Linked DNA regions of Homo sapiens: region 1 is linked to region 2. The links are chromatin contacts, found by Hi-C or POLR2A ChIA-PET in ENCODE. All regions are on one chromosome and are shown on one strand. The core of a region is the stretch at or near the end of the contact, and the rest is flanking DNA. Distances in the headings are between cores, read along the strand shown. Region 1 has its middle 82 kb from the start of GPR141. Region 2 holds the start of GPR141 (G protein-coupled receptor 141).

Evidence for each region. A loop is a pair of places that touch in the nucleus more often than their neighbours do. ChIA-PET counts read pairs that join two places held with the same protein, here RNA polymerase II (POLR2A). Pooled maps may share reads with other maps.
Region 1: a loop to region 2 is called in a map with no recorded cell type, with 4 times the contacts of the local background. The contact joins the enhancer-like site here to the promoter of GPR141 in region 2. A Hi-C loop is called at or near these places in 2 of 37 single-sample maps with no recorded cell type and 3 of 50 pooled maps. POLR2A ChIA-PET finds 5 or more read pairs at or near these places in 2 of 52 experiments (WTC11 and common myeloid progenitor, CD34-positive).

The regions. Positions count from the first base shown.
Region 1 is chr7:37,762,319-37,769,177 of GRCh38, reverse strand. No RefSeq gene overlaps it. Among named protein-coding and RNA genes, the nearest start is that of GPR141, 82 kb to the right of the region's middle. RefSeq lists an enhancer at 2,819-3,288. Within about 2 kb of position 3,102, at least 4 of the 41 ENCODE cell types and tissues checked have a DNase peak (open chromatin) inside an H3K27ac peak, as active enhancers do.
Region 2 is chr7:37,681,301-37,688,059 of GRCh38, reverse strand. GPR141 (G protein-coupled receptor 141) reads right to left here and starts at 4,294. Exons shown (of 3, transcript NM_001381946.1): 1 at 4,157-4,294; 2 at 2,477-2,600. RefSeq lists an enhancer at 6,232-6,291.

The DNA of each region.
Region 1 (6,859 bases), core at 1,853-4,352, 82 kb before region 2:
TTGAACACTGATGATTTTATGATCCTATGCTTTCTCTCAGCAACTAGTCTTCTGGATTTTTTCATTTATTATCCAGTCATCAGGACTTTTACCTAAATTTTAGATACAATGGCTAAGTGCCAAGAACACATCCGTGCAGAGTTTACTGCATGGATTCTTTATGGTCTGCCCATTATCAAATTATGGCAGTAAAGTCATGGTCAAAGAACTAAGCTCCAAATACAACTGAGAAGACTGTAAGTCCTCCTTCCATTCATCCTCCTCTGAAAAACAGTAAAACAGTGTACATTCCCAGCACACAGCCTCCTGTGCAGGATTCTGCAGATCTTCTCTGTGTCATTGCAACCCTTGTTGTGATGCACTTAGCAATATTTCATAACTTGAATGTTTCCTCACTTTTTAAAAAAAAAACATAAATTCCTTCTTCCTACTTCTTTTCATTTTATTTTTCTCAAGGCTTATCTTAAGATATCGCACCTCTAACATATTTCCTTCTTCAAGGGAAAGTGTCTTAAGAAATGCTGCACAAAAGTAGTCTGGGTTCTGTTTTTGAAATGACATGAAATCATGTTTTTCTATATGCCCACAAGGACATTCATGCCTAACGATTTCTGTGAATAATGTAACTTAAAAACATATAGGCCAGGCACAGTGGTTCATGCGTGTAATCCGAACACTTTGGGAGGCCGAGGAGGGCGGATCACTTGAGGCCAGGAGTCCAAGACTAGCCTGGCCACATGTCAAAACCCCATCTTTACTAAAAATACAAACAAACAAACAGACTTCTTGCTTGGTTCCATTTATGTTTCATAATTTTATTATCTGGTTTGCACTTTTAAAGCTGTGGCAAGAGAATAAATACTAGCAGTAAGAGTATCTTAGTTGGCTTCTGTATTCCTGCATTCCCTTTTCTTTGGCAAGGTACATTTTAAAAAATCTCAATATCAAACAACTTATGTTTGAATATTCAAAACAAGCTTTTTTAGGAACAATAAAAAATGTTATTGCAGAACAATCAGCCATTGTATCTAGAATTTAGGTAAAAGTCCTGATGGCTGGATGATAAATGAAAAAATCCAGAAGACTAGTTGCTGAGAGAAAGCATAGGATCATAAAATTGTCAGTGTTCAAATGAAACATCAATAATCTAACACAGCCACTAATCTTACTGTAAGGCATCAGAGCTAGAGAGGTTTCAAGCCTTGCCACATCTCACATGAAGGAGGATGCGGAGACAACCCTTGTCTTGCTTGGGCTTATATCTTGGACCTGCACTGCTTAAGGCAGCAGCCCCAAGTCAAATGGGGCTGAACCCTTGAAATGTGGTCGTCCTAGTTGAGATGTGCTTGAAGGTAAACTACACACTGAATTTTGAAGTCTCACTATTAAAGAAAAGAAATGTAAGATATATTGTTAATATCCTTATATGGATTACAAGTTGAAGCGATTATATTTTTAACATATTATGTTAAACAAAATGATATACGAATTTCACCTATTTCTTTTTACTTTTTAAAAAATGTAGTTACTAGGGAATTTAAATTTTCTCACATGGCTGGCATTATATTTCTATTGTATTTAAACTTAGATGGTTAGCTCTTTTGGTCCTGAATACTAACCCTATTGAATGAGAAGGGCATAGTCTGGCCTCATGGAAGGTTTGTCTCACTATGATTTAAGGAGTTTTGGGGGGGAGGGGGCATAAATTGTGATTTTTTTAATTGGAAAAATTAAAAAATCAGCTCACAATGGGAGTGGATTTGAGGCAAATTGTGCAAGCAGATTTTCTTTAAGTGGCTAAGCAAAGTTTAAAAAGCAAGTAACAATGGAAAAAAAAATGTTTCTGGTACAGGACCAGCAGTACAAAAATAGTGTACGAGTACCTAGATAACATACCCATTTTGCAAAGTGCAACTTTTAAGTACACTATTTTAATGACTTTATTTGTTGCTTAATCCTTTGGATCATTATAAAATAGTTTTATGAATCAATCAATAGCCAGGAAATTTGAGGTATATTTCCTACCTCTATTGTTTATCGTACGTGTGTTGGTCTCTAGTCCCACTTAAACTCTACAGCCCATGCCTGGCAATTAGGGACTAACACTATGGATAGAGGTATATGGTTTTACCAGAATTCCTGACTGGAAAAAACAATCAGCTTTAACTGGTTAGAAGTCATCAGTGCTGGTTTATCTATTAAATAAATCACTTCCGTAAGTCTGACAGTGCCTTAGAAAGAAGCACTTTTCCCTGGAGACTTCACCTATGCGGAGCACAGAACAATGAACTCCAGAGCCAGCCATTGCTGGGAGATGGAACAACAGTAAGGAAAGCTGAGAGAAGCATGGTGTCAGTCCAGGGCTATTCCCTGCAAGCAGCAGAAACTTTGCCTTGGCTGACATTAAACAGAAAAGGAGGTTTTGCAAGGTTATTAGTTGGTTCACAGAATAATTGGGAAGATGCAGAACTAGTTTCTGAAAATAGGCATGAACGGAGGGCAGCCAGAACCACAGCCCAAATCAAGACTCAGAACTTGATCTTAGGGTGGTCAACGCCGCACTGCAGATGCTGCAGATTCCCCTGCAGTCACTGTTGACCCTGCACACTGAGGCTGAAACTGCCACCCCCAGACTCCAGCAGCAGGTGACCCACTTGCGCTGGTATGCTCAAAACTCTTTGCTGGTTTTAAACTGATAGTCTGGGCTCCTGAGAACCCCCTCTGTCTTCAGCAAAGCAGGACAGTTGGTCACACTAGTCGGAATAAATTCTCCACCATCCACGGCTCCCATGTTCAAGTGCTGGGCATGTATGTCTGATTAGGCCCTGCTGGGTCACCTAAGTTCTGGCTGCCAGAGAGATGAAGAGAGAGGGTCTGGCCATCTATCTTCCCTAGTGGGTGGCTGCCCCAGCTTTCCATCAGAGGCTTATAACTAAAACATAAGCAGACTACTTCTCAGTAATTTGAGTTAAATAGAGGAAACGGAACACAAAGAAAAGCAGCCAGGAGCAACAGGAACTGGTGGCTCTCCTTCTGAGGCAGCGTCCTGTGGTCAAAGGAGGAGGTGCTTTGCTGGGACTCATTTTGTTCATTCGAAAGTTGGAGAAAGGACTCTAAAGGAGCTCATGTAAGGAAAGTACCTAGCCCACATCACATGCTCAAATATTTCTTTCCCCTTTCTTCTGTTTTTCACTTTCTTTTCTCACCCCTTCATTGGAATCTGATGTCACTGCTGTAGAAACTAAACTGATTTACATTCTCTACCAACTAGCCATTATTAAAAATTCAAGTAATAATGTGTAGAACTCATCACTTACTAGAACTTATCAATTACTGTGTTTTATTTATTTATACTTTTGAAGTTACTTATGTCTTAGTTGCAAGTTGCGAGTTCTACATAATGCTGTGTCACTGCACATTTCTTCCCAAATCTGTGTTTGGTGACATCACTCGGATAGCTTGAAATTGGCCTGGTGGGAATTGGCAAATACTACAAATCAGGGCTCAATTTATTTTTTATTGACTGTCTAGACTTATGGAAGTGGTAGAGAAAATGTTGATAAAGCAGATTAAACTTAGAAGTGTGTTGTGTGTCTGTAGTTATTACACTGACCAGCACTGAAATGAAAAATACAGTTTTCTAGTATTCAACCACTATTACACAATTCAACAGGGAACTTGCTCACACCATGGACAAAACAGTGAATTTCCGAGACGTGAGTCTTCATTGTTTGACTTTTGTCTTACATGAGATAAACAAATGTGTCAACTAACTTATTCATCAGTTGCAAACAAAGGTTGGCTATAGATAAGAGTTTGGTAAAAATTAATAAAAGCATTCTGTGGGAACTAACTGGCTGTATGGAATTTATAATAAATAATATTGTGTATATAATATATATGCATATACACATACATACACACACACGCACATACATACACACACACACAGAGGTTTTTTTTAGGGAGAAGGGAACCAGTTGTTCAAAAATTACCAGTACACCACAGTGAGCTGCCCTCTTTAAACGTGATCTATCTTTACAATCATATTATTATTGTTGTTTTTAATTTTTATTTTACTTTAAGTTTCTGGATACATGTGCAGAACATGCAGGTTTGTTACATGGGTATACATGTGCCATGGTGGTTTGCTGCAACTATCAACCCGTCATCTAGGCTTTAAGCCCCAAATGCATTAGCTATTTGTCCTGATGATCTCCCTCTCCTCCTCCCCCTACAGGTCCCCATATGTGATGTTCCCCTCCCTGTGTCCATGTGTTCTCATTGTTCAACTCCCACTTATGAGTGAGAACATGTAGTGTTTGGTTTTCTGTTCCTGTGCTGGTTTGCTGAACAAGATGGCTTCTGGCTTCATCTATGTCCCTGCAAAGCACATGATCTCATTTGTTTTTATGGCTGCATAGTATTCCATAGTGTATATGTACCACATTTTATTTAACCAATCTATCATTGATGGGCATTTGGGTTGGTTCCATGTCTTTGCTATTGTAAATAGTGCTGCAATAAACATACATGTGCATGTATCTTTATAGTAGAATGATTTATATTCCTTTGGTTATGTACCCAGTAATGGGATTGCTGAGTCAAACGGAATTTCTGGTTCTAGATCCCTGAAGAATTGCCACACTGTCTTCCACAATGGTTGAACTAATTCACATTCCCACCAACAGTGTAAAAGCATTTCTATTTCTCCACAGCCTTGCCAGCATCTATTGTTTCTTCTGTCAGTTCATCCATGTCATCCTCCGTCCAGTTCTGTGCCCTTGCTGGAGAGGTGTTGTGATCATTTGGAAGAGAAGAGGCACTCTGGCCTTTTGGGTTTTCTGTGTTTTTTTTTATTTTTTCTCTTCTTCATAAGTTTGTCTAGTTTTGATCTTTGAGGCTGTTGATCCTTGGATGAGGATTTGTGGGGACTTTTTTGTTGATGCTATTGTTGTTGCTTTCTGTTTGTTTGTTTGTTTGTTTTTTAATAGTCAGCTCCCTCTTCTCTAGGGCTGCTGTGGTTTGCTGGGAGTTCACTTCAGGCCCTATTCATCAGGTTCACTCCCGTGCCTGGAGATGTCACTCGAGGAGACTGGAGAACAGCAAAGATGGATGCCTGCTCCTTCCTCTGGGATCTCTGACCTCGAGGGGCACCAATGTGATGCCAGTAGAAATGCTCCCATATAAGGTGTCTGACAACCTCTGTTGGAGGATCTCACTCAGTTGGATGGCATGGGATGCAGGACCCATTTAACGAAGCACTTTGGCTGTCCCTTGGTAGAGGGGGTGTGCCTCGCTGTGGGGAAACCTACTCCTCTGGGCTGCTCCGATTCCTCAGAACTAGAAGAACAAAAGACCAAGTCTGCTGGTCCACGGAGACTATGGCCACCCCTTCATGGGCTCAGGCCCAGGGAGATTAGAGTTCTGTCCCTGAGCCCCTGGTTGGAGTTGTTGGAATTCCTGCAGGGAGGCCCCACCCAGTGAGGAGGAATGGGTCAAGGTCAGGCCTGAAGAGGCACTTTGGCCGTAGTCTGCCACAGCCGGTTTGTTAGGCTGTGGCGAATACCTCTTGGGACCCAACCGTCCAGCCTCCTTGGCTCCAGCAGAGGAAAAGCGTGGCCTGGAGCTATAGAGATGGCTGCCGCCCTTCCCCTGCCCTGGGAGCATAGTGTGTTAGGCAGCTAGCATTCCCAGTGTTGCCTGCCGCCCCTCCTCCAAGGAGCCCAGAAGGCTTAGACAGCAGGCAGCTGCAGCTGTGGCGATGGCCTCCCCTCTCCTCAAGAACTGGGCAAGCTTAGGCAGATTCTAGCTGAGTGGCTGTTGAGAATCTGCATGGCTCCATAGTTGGGACGCTAGGCCACGGTGGCTTGGGTTCACGAGTGGGATCTTCTGATCTGTGGGTCGCTCAGTTGCATGGAAAAAGCACAGTTTCCCAGGCTGGGTAGTGTGCTCACTCACCACCTCCGTTGGCTGGGGGTTGAGGTCTCCTCCGCCCCTTATGGCTCTCAGGTGGGCCGCCCATCACACTGCTCTTCCTTCCTCTCCGTGGGTCACCCCAGCCTCCTACTCAGTCCTGATGACAGAACCTGGATATCTGGGTTGCCAGTGGAGGATTCGCACACTGTTTTGGTTCTTTTCAATGGAAGACTCTGACTGACACTGATTCTAGTCGGCCATCTTGGCCCTGCCCCCCAGTCATATTATTTTCCAAATCAAATAAAAATACATGATTGGACAGATTTATTTTCTGAATTGTAGAACTTTTTACATGAAAATGCTTACATACAATTAAATCATATTTAGTTTTATGTTTACTAGGTTGTCTTCATGAAAAAAATTGTCACATAAAACCAATACACAATTCTACATAAATTATAACAATGCATTACTTATTTGAATAATAATAATGTACTATATTATGAAAATATAATCAGAAAGACTTAGTGTTTAGCTTTTGCTGTGTGATATTGGGCAAATTATCCTGAGTATCAATTATCTCATCTATACACGCAATTAATGATATCACTCTCTCATCCTTTTATTCAAGTCTTTTAAAATAATTTCAACTTTTGTTTTAGATTCGGGGGTAGGCGGGCAGGTTACTTACATGGGTATATAGGATGATGCCAAGGTTAGGAGTACGAATTATCTCAACACCCAGATAGTGATTATAGTACCCAATAGGCAGCTTTCCAGTCCTTCTCTCCCTTTCCCCCTCTAGTAGTCCCCAGTAACTATTGTTCCCATCTTCATGCCTGTGAGTTCTCAGTGTTTAGCTCCCACTTATAAGTGAGAACATGCAATATTTGGTTTTCTGTTTCTGTGTTAATTCACTCAGGGTGATGGCCTCCAGCCA
Region 2 (6,759 bases), core at 3,045-5,544:
AACACAGTTTTTATCTGATCACAGCCAAGCTTATTTATTTATGCATCGTCTGTGGTTGCATTCACATTGCAATTGTAAGTTGTATCGTTGCAACAGAGATTGTTTGGCTCACAAAATCTAAAATATTTATGATCTGGTCCTTTAAGAAAAAGTTTGCTCCAAAAATAGCTTTGTCACAGATTTAAGTTTACTTGTGTTTGAGAGGGAATGGAAGGGGTCTTGACCACGTTTTGGAGTAAAGCCTTCCAGGGAAGTGCAGGGGTCATCTGAAAATGGAGCTTGGGACAGCAGTCGAAGCGAGAGGAGTGTGTGCTACCAGTCTTGAATTTGTAGAACATGCAAGCACTGCCCAGGGAGTCTCAGAAATCCTCAGAGAGGGGACTAAGCTTCCTGCCACATCCAAGTGAGACCTTGGATCATAAGACATATTCGAGCTCCCATTCATGAAGCATGTGGTCTTTGGATTATATTTGGGACTTATCTCAATCCTTAAGGAGATCCGGGAATATGTCCTCAGTAGAACTGCTAAATGTGTGAAGAAAATGGTGCTATTTAATATAGAGTGATACTGCACAGGCTCACTGTATAATTGTATCCCAAAGCAAATAGTATATTTCTATTTCCTAACAGCTTCTGAGATGAGAGGATGACAAGAGTAGAGGTGAGAGGCACTTTTTTGAATAAGGATGTCTCAGGCATGACACCAACTATATACAAAGCTACTCAGGTTTTTCATTACCATTTCTCAACATTTTAAATCTTAAATTTCCCTAAGAAGTGAATGAATCATATACTAGATATTATAGATTGGATTTCCTTTAGTGGAATTGTTCCTGGAGTGAGAACAGAGCTACAATTTGATTGATCACAAGTTATTCCCCTGCCCTGGGTAGCTGTGGGAAATTCCCAGGAAACAGTGCTCCGACTGACATCATCAATTGGGCAGGCAGTGGAGCTCAGTCTGAACTTCTTTATCAGGGAGCAGAGTGGTGCCCTAAATTCTACCAGACTTGACTTTTGGATTTCCCAGAAAAGCTACCAGTTATGCATGATGTTCCAGCTGATACTATCTTCTACCCAGTCTCAGGACACGAGGGGCTCAGATGCTGATGGCAATGCTTTTCATTAACAAAATTTCACTCTCCACTCACGCCATCCCAGAGAGTAGGTTACTAGCAACCTTGTAAAAAGTATTTCTCTCTCCTATGTTAATTAAATTCCACAAATTTCACTCTTTTTAAAAAGTGACTTAATCATCAGGAACTGCAATATTGAGTTGGCCAATTATTTTGAAATCACAGTTACATCCAATTTTGAAAAGAGAAGCCATCTTTGGACTTAGCAACTACTGCTTTTAGACCATCTGGAGTTCCAAGCCTTCACTATCTATGGTACGTAATCTCCATGATAATACCTTCATCATTTCATTCACTTATTCACTCATATAACCATTCCAAAGATGCTGGGTACTTATTATGGGTCAAACCCTGTTCTAAAATATAAAGGTAGCAAAGGCATAGTTCCTGCCCTTAAGGAAATTATGTTTTTAGGAAACAGACTATGCTTAGATTAAGTTTGATTATGACTGTCACGAATAATAACATTGTCATTCAAAATAAGATGGGACAATAACATAATTTGGAAAATACTTTGGTATAACGTATGAACTAGCTTTGAAAACACTTTGCAAAGCAATGTCTCAGAAATCTTTGATCAATTGAAAATTGTTTTCAATGTTATTACTTTGAAAGACAGCACAGACTTGCACATATTCTAACTTCTTTAAAATATTTTTAGTCTGAGTCTGAGTCAGGAAGACTGCTTGAGCCCAGGGATTTGAGACCAGCCTTGGCAACATAGTGAGACCCCCTCTCTAAAGAAAAAAAAAAAAAAAAAAGGCAGGCAGGGTGGCTCACACCTGCACTCCCAGCTATTCGGAAGGCTGAAGTGAGAGGACCACTTGATTCCAGGAGGTGAAGGCTTCAGTGAGCTGTGATTGTGCCACTGCACTCCTGCCTTGGAGACAGAGCGAGGCCCTGTCCCAAAAATATATTTTTTAACATATTATTTAACAATATATTTAACACATTATTTTAGTCACAACATGCTACGTCTCTTATAGTGCTAGCACAATGGCTTACCCATAGTAGACACCAGTAAACATTTCACAGGCTCATTGATTTTAAATTTGGAAAGCACTTTTAGAAATTAGCTAGACCTGTGGTCCTTAACTACAATTGGATTTTGGACCACTTTGAAAATCAATCCGTGTTTTTCTTATTTAAAAAAAAAAAAAAAAAAAAAAAAGTGCTGCCAGGCACAGTGGCTCATGTTTGTTATCCCAGTACTCTGAAAAGCCAAGGCAGGAGGATCACTTGTGCCCAGGAGTTTGAGACTAACCTGGGCAACATGAGCAAGACCCTGTCTCTATTTAAAAAAAAAAATTAATTAATTAGCCAGGTGTGGTGGCAAGTACCTGTAGTCTCAGCTACTGAGGAGGCTGAGATGAAAGGATCACTTGAGCCCCGGAGGTCGATGCTGCAGTCAGTGAGCCATGATTGAGTCGCTAAACTCCAGCCTGGGCAACAGAGAGAAAGGCCCTGAAGAAAGAAAGAGAGAAAGAGAGAGAGAGATGGAGGGAGGGAGGGAGGGAAGAAGGCAGGAAGGCAGGCAGGCAGGCAGGCAGGCAGGCAGGAAGGAAGGAGGGAGGGAGAGAAACACACACACGCACAAAAGGAAGAAAAGAAAAACACACACTTACATTTTTGCATGCAATTTCAGAGGATTGGTGTATCAATCTAAAGACCATCCAGGAACTCCCTTAGCTGAGCATCTCTTATCCAGTCTACAACTTCCATTTTATAATTGTTGAAAATCATTGCTAGAAGAATAGTTGGAAAATTGTGTCACCTAAGCCAAAGCTGGCTCACTTCTTGTTTTTATACAGCCTGTGAGCTACGAATGGTTTTTATAGTTTTAAATGGTTATGTAAGTACCAATATATTAGCCTCAGTTCTACCTCTTGGCTTGCAAAGCCTAAAATATTTACTATCAAGGCTTTTGTAGAAAAAGTTTGCCAACCCCTGGTCTGGAATCCTTAGACAATATTCCCCCAAATTATGCAGCCAATTACTAGAAAACAGAGGACTAGAATTCACACCACCTGATTCCTCATCCATTGGTCTTCCCATTACTTCTATTGACTGATTAAAATCCTAATTAACTGATTTAAACCCAATAAAACAGAAAACAAAGACATGTAATTCTGGAGTACTTAATAAGTAATTTCTCAGATAAGTAATTGTGCAGTTATGTAGAACGCTGAAGTCCAGAGAATTAAGTGACCTATCAAAAGTCATATAACAAATTTGTAAAAGAAACAAAATTAAATGCCTATATTCAGGTTAGGCATTACTGACTTATTGTTTAAAAACTTTGCATTATATTTCATTCCACATATTTGAAAAATATTACTTCTTGGAAGTAGAAAATACTGGTATAGAAAGTATTTTACTTAAAGTAAAATTATTTGAACAGATGTTGTTCTTTTTATTTATCTTATTTAAGAAGTTATTTTCAGATCCTTCCTGTTAAGTAGTACTTTAAAAGTGGGATGGAAAGAATTATAATTACCATTATTTCACATGTTATTTTGAATATACTTCTTTTAGAAATTTCTAAGTACTTGATTGCTTACAGATTGTTTCCTTCTATTGACTAGGGCTGCCTGAATAGTTTCAAACTCTATCTGAAAATAATGCAGTAATAGAGTTAAAGGATTTTCATAACAAAAGGAAATTAAGACATCACTTAAAAGATAAGCATTTGAATAATTATACACAAATTCAATAGTGCCAACTGCTCTAAAAAATTCTATGATATGTTTAGCTGGTTTTTTGACAGAGAGATTCTGAAATCATTTTTGTTCACATTTACCCATAAATATTAGGTTTTACTTTCAGAGCAGCATATCCTAAGCAGTAAGAATAGAACAATTCTTTCTATAAAGGAGGAGTTGTGGTCAGAGAATAAGCTTGCTTTTTAGAGCAGAACCATTTGAAGATTCTGAATTAGGACTATGCCAACAAATTAAGTGTGCTTTATTTCTATAGCACTTTCATTCATGTCTCCCCAAACCTAAGTCATCTGCACTTACCTTGAAAATCCAGATTTCTCAGTGATGGCTACAGAGATGGGCCACATGTCTGCCTTCCAAATAGGATTCTGTTTCAACAGCAGGGCAGCTGGGTCATTTCCATGCTCTGCATGCATTTGCAAAGGCTCTGGACAGCTCACCAAGCAAAAGGAAGTGAATGTGTTCTAAGTTCCTCAGAATGTCAACAGACCATAAAACCTCAAAACCATTTGAAACACAATAGTCTTGAAAAACCAAGCTCTTAAACATGAGTAGTCCAGGTTGCAAACTACAGAGAGGCCAATTGTCAAGAAATATTTATGAAGGATTGATGACTACGATGAATCAAGTTTTTAAAATGTTCTTCAAACTAAATTTTGTAGAGAATGGGGAACAAAGTGGTATTATCAAAAACAAAAAGGGAAGGTAAACTGTGTATTGTTCTTCTGGTGAAGGAATATGTGTAATATTTCCTTTCAGTAAGGAGAAAATTTCCAGAGTTGCTCTATACCTCACTGGTAACTTAGGGCTCCCACTTTTATAATTGTGTTAATTAGCTGTCACTGATAAATGGCATTGACTGGGATATGGCACTATAATTATGTCATTTAATTAGAATTAAGAGAGAAAATATTTAAAATCAGAGTGTGCTATAGGGGCAGGGGAGGGGAGTAAATCGTCACAGCTTAACTTTTTAGACTGTCAACATTATCTCCAGAAGAAGCTGCCCATACAGTCATAGAGATGCACTGCAAGTATTGAGAAAAAAAAACATCAGTTCCTCAAACTGCTTGAACTTTCCTACCATTTGATGACCACTCTATAAATTAGGATTTTATAAACTTTCTAATTATGTAAATCGGTGGTCCCCAACCTTTTTTGGCACCAGGGAAAGGTTTCATGGAAGACAATTTTTCCACAGACAGGGGTGGGGATGTTTTCTGGATGATTCAAGCACATTACATTTATTGCGCACTTTATTTCAATTGTTATTACATGATAATATATAATGAAATAATTATACAACTCATCATAATGTAGAATCAGTGGAAGCCCTGAGGTTGTTTTTCTGCAACTAGATGGTCCCATTTGGGGGTGATGGAAGACAATGATAGATCATCAGACATTAGATTCTCATAAGGAACACTGCAACCTAGATCCCTAGCATGGACAATTCAACAATAAGGTTCATGCTCCCATGAGAATCTAATGCCGCTGCTGATCTAACAGGAGGTGGAGCTCAGGCAGTAATGCAAGTGATGGGGAGCAGCTGTAAATATAGACGAAACTTTGCTGGCCCACTCGTGCACTGCTCCGCTCCTTCTGTACAGCCCAGTTCCTAACAGGCCACGAACCACTGCTGGTCTGTGGCCCAGGGGTTGAGAACTCCTGATGTAGACAGCATGTTAATATTATATAGAAATTGGTCAATTAAAAAGTACTAATTTATTAAATATCAACATTTTCAACATTCCCCTATTTTTAAAATCCATTGTGACATTTCACTATTTCAAAAAGAAATTTTAAAAGGCATCAAAATGATACTGGCCCTGGGTTCTTTCTATTTTAAGGTCCCTAAGTAGAATGATAACTTTGGTAATTTGGGGTGATTCCTGGTATTCTTTACAGTGCTAAAACACTCATTATTTTAGGCGAAATTTTTGCAGTTCTGTTTTCATCAGTATTCACATTTCTTACTCCAAACATAATGTTCTAAGTGCTTCCAACTTTGTTTCTTAGTTTGAAGAGAAGGCCTCTGCATCAGGAAACTCTTCAATTTCAGCAGATGTGCGTTCTTTCTGCCATATGAGTTAAAATGCTATCTGCTTCAAAATAACTCATGCTAGAGATATTTCAAGCTTTATTAGTTGTAGAGAAGATTGTTGCTGACAAACCCTCCTGCTGAGAGCAGCTTACAAAAATGAACAGAATGCAAAACCTATAAGTTTGAAGGCTTCAGAAAGCTGCCCAGGCAATGACACCTTGAAGAAATAAAATCCCCAGAAGACAGGAAGTACAAATCAGTGAATCTGATTTTCAACTCCTGAGTACTTTTTACTCAAGGCACTGCTGATTTGAAACTGGACACTGAGAGGTGAAGAAACAGGTGAAATACAGTGGCTAAGATGCTCAGAAGTTAAGGAAATCTAGTTTAAGAAGCAAACAGAGACCACCAAGGAGGTGGTGCCCTTATAATTACCTCAAATTTTCAGTTAGGACCCCTGAAGGGCTACACCCTAGGAGACAGCATGTGCTAAAAATATTGTACCATCACAAAGTGGGAGCCCAATTTCAAATCACCTAAATTGCTGAATTAGGTAGACAATCACTGAATAGATAGGAGATTTGCCATCGTCATAACGACCTCCTCACACACATCAAGCAAAAGTAAATACTCTCTGGAGGACGATAACACTAACCAGATCAATGAATTGACTCTCAAACTTTTTAAACACAATGTCCAAATTTCAATAACTATTAAAAGCCATGTCTGAAGATAAGTCTAGAAAAACAGACCATGAAAATAAACAGAAAATAGAAACAAATGCACAAGGGCATTCAGAATTGATTGGTTTTAAAATAGCTGTAATCAATGTTTGAAGAGAGTACACAAAATATAGAAA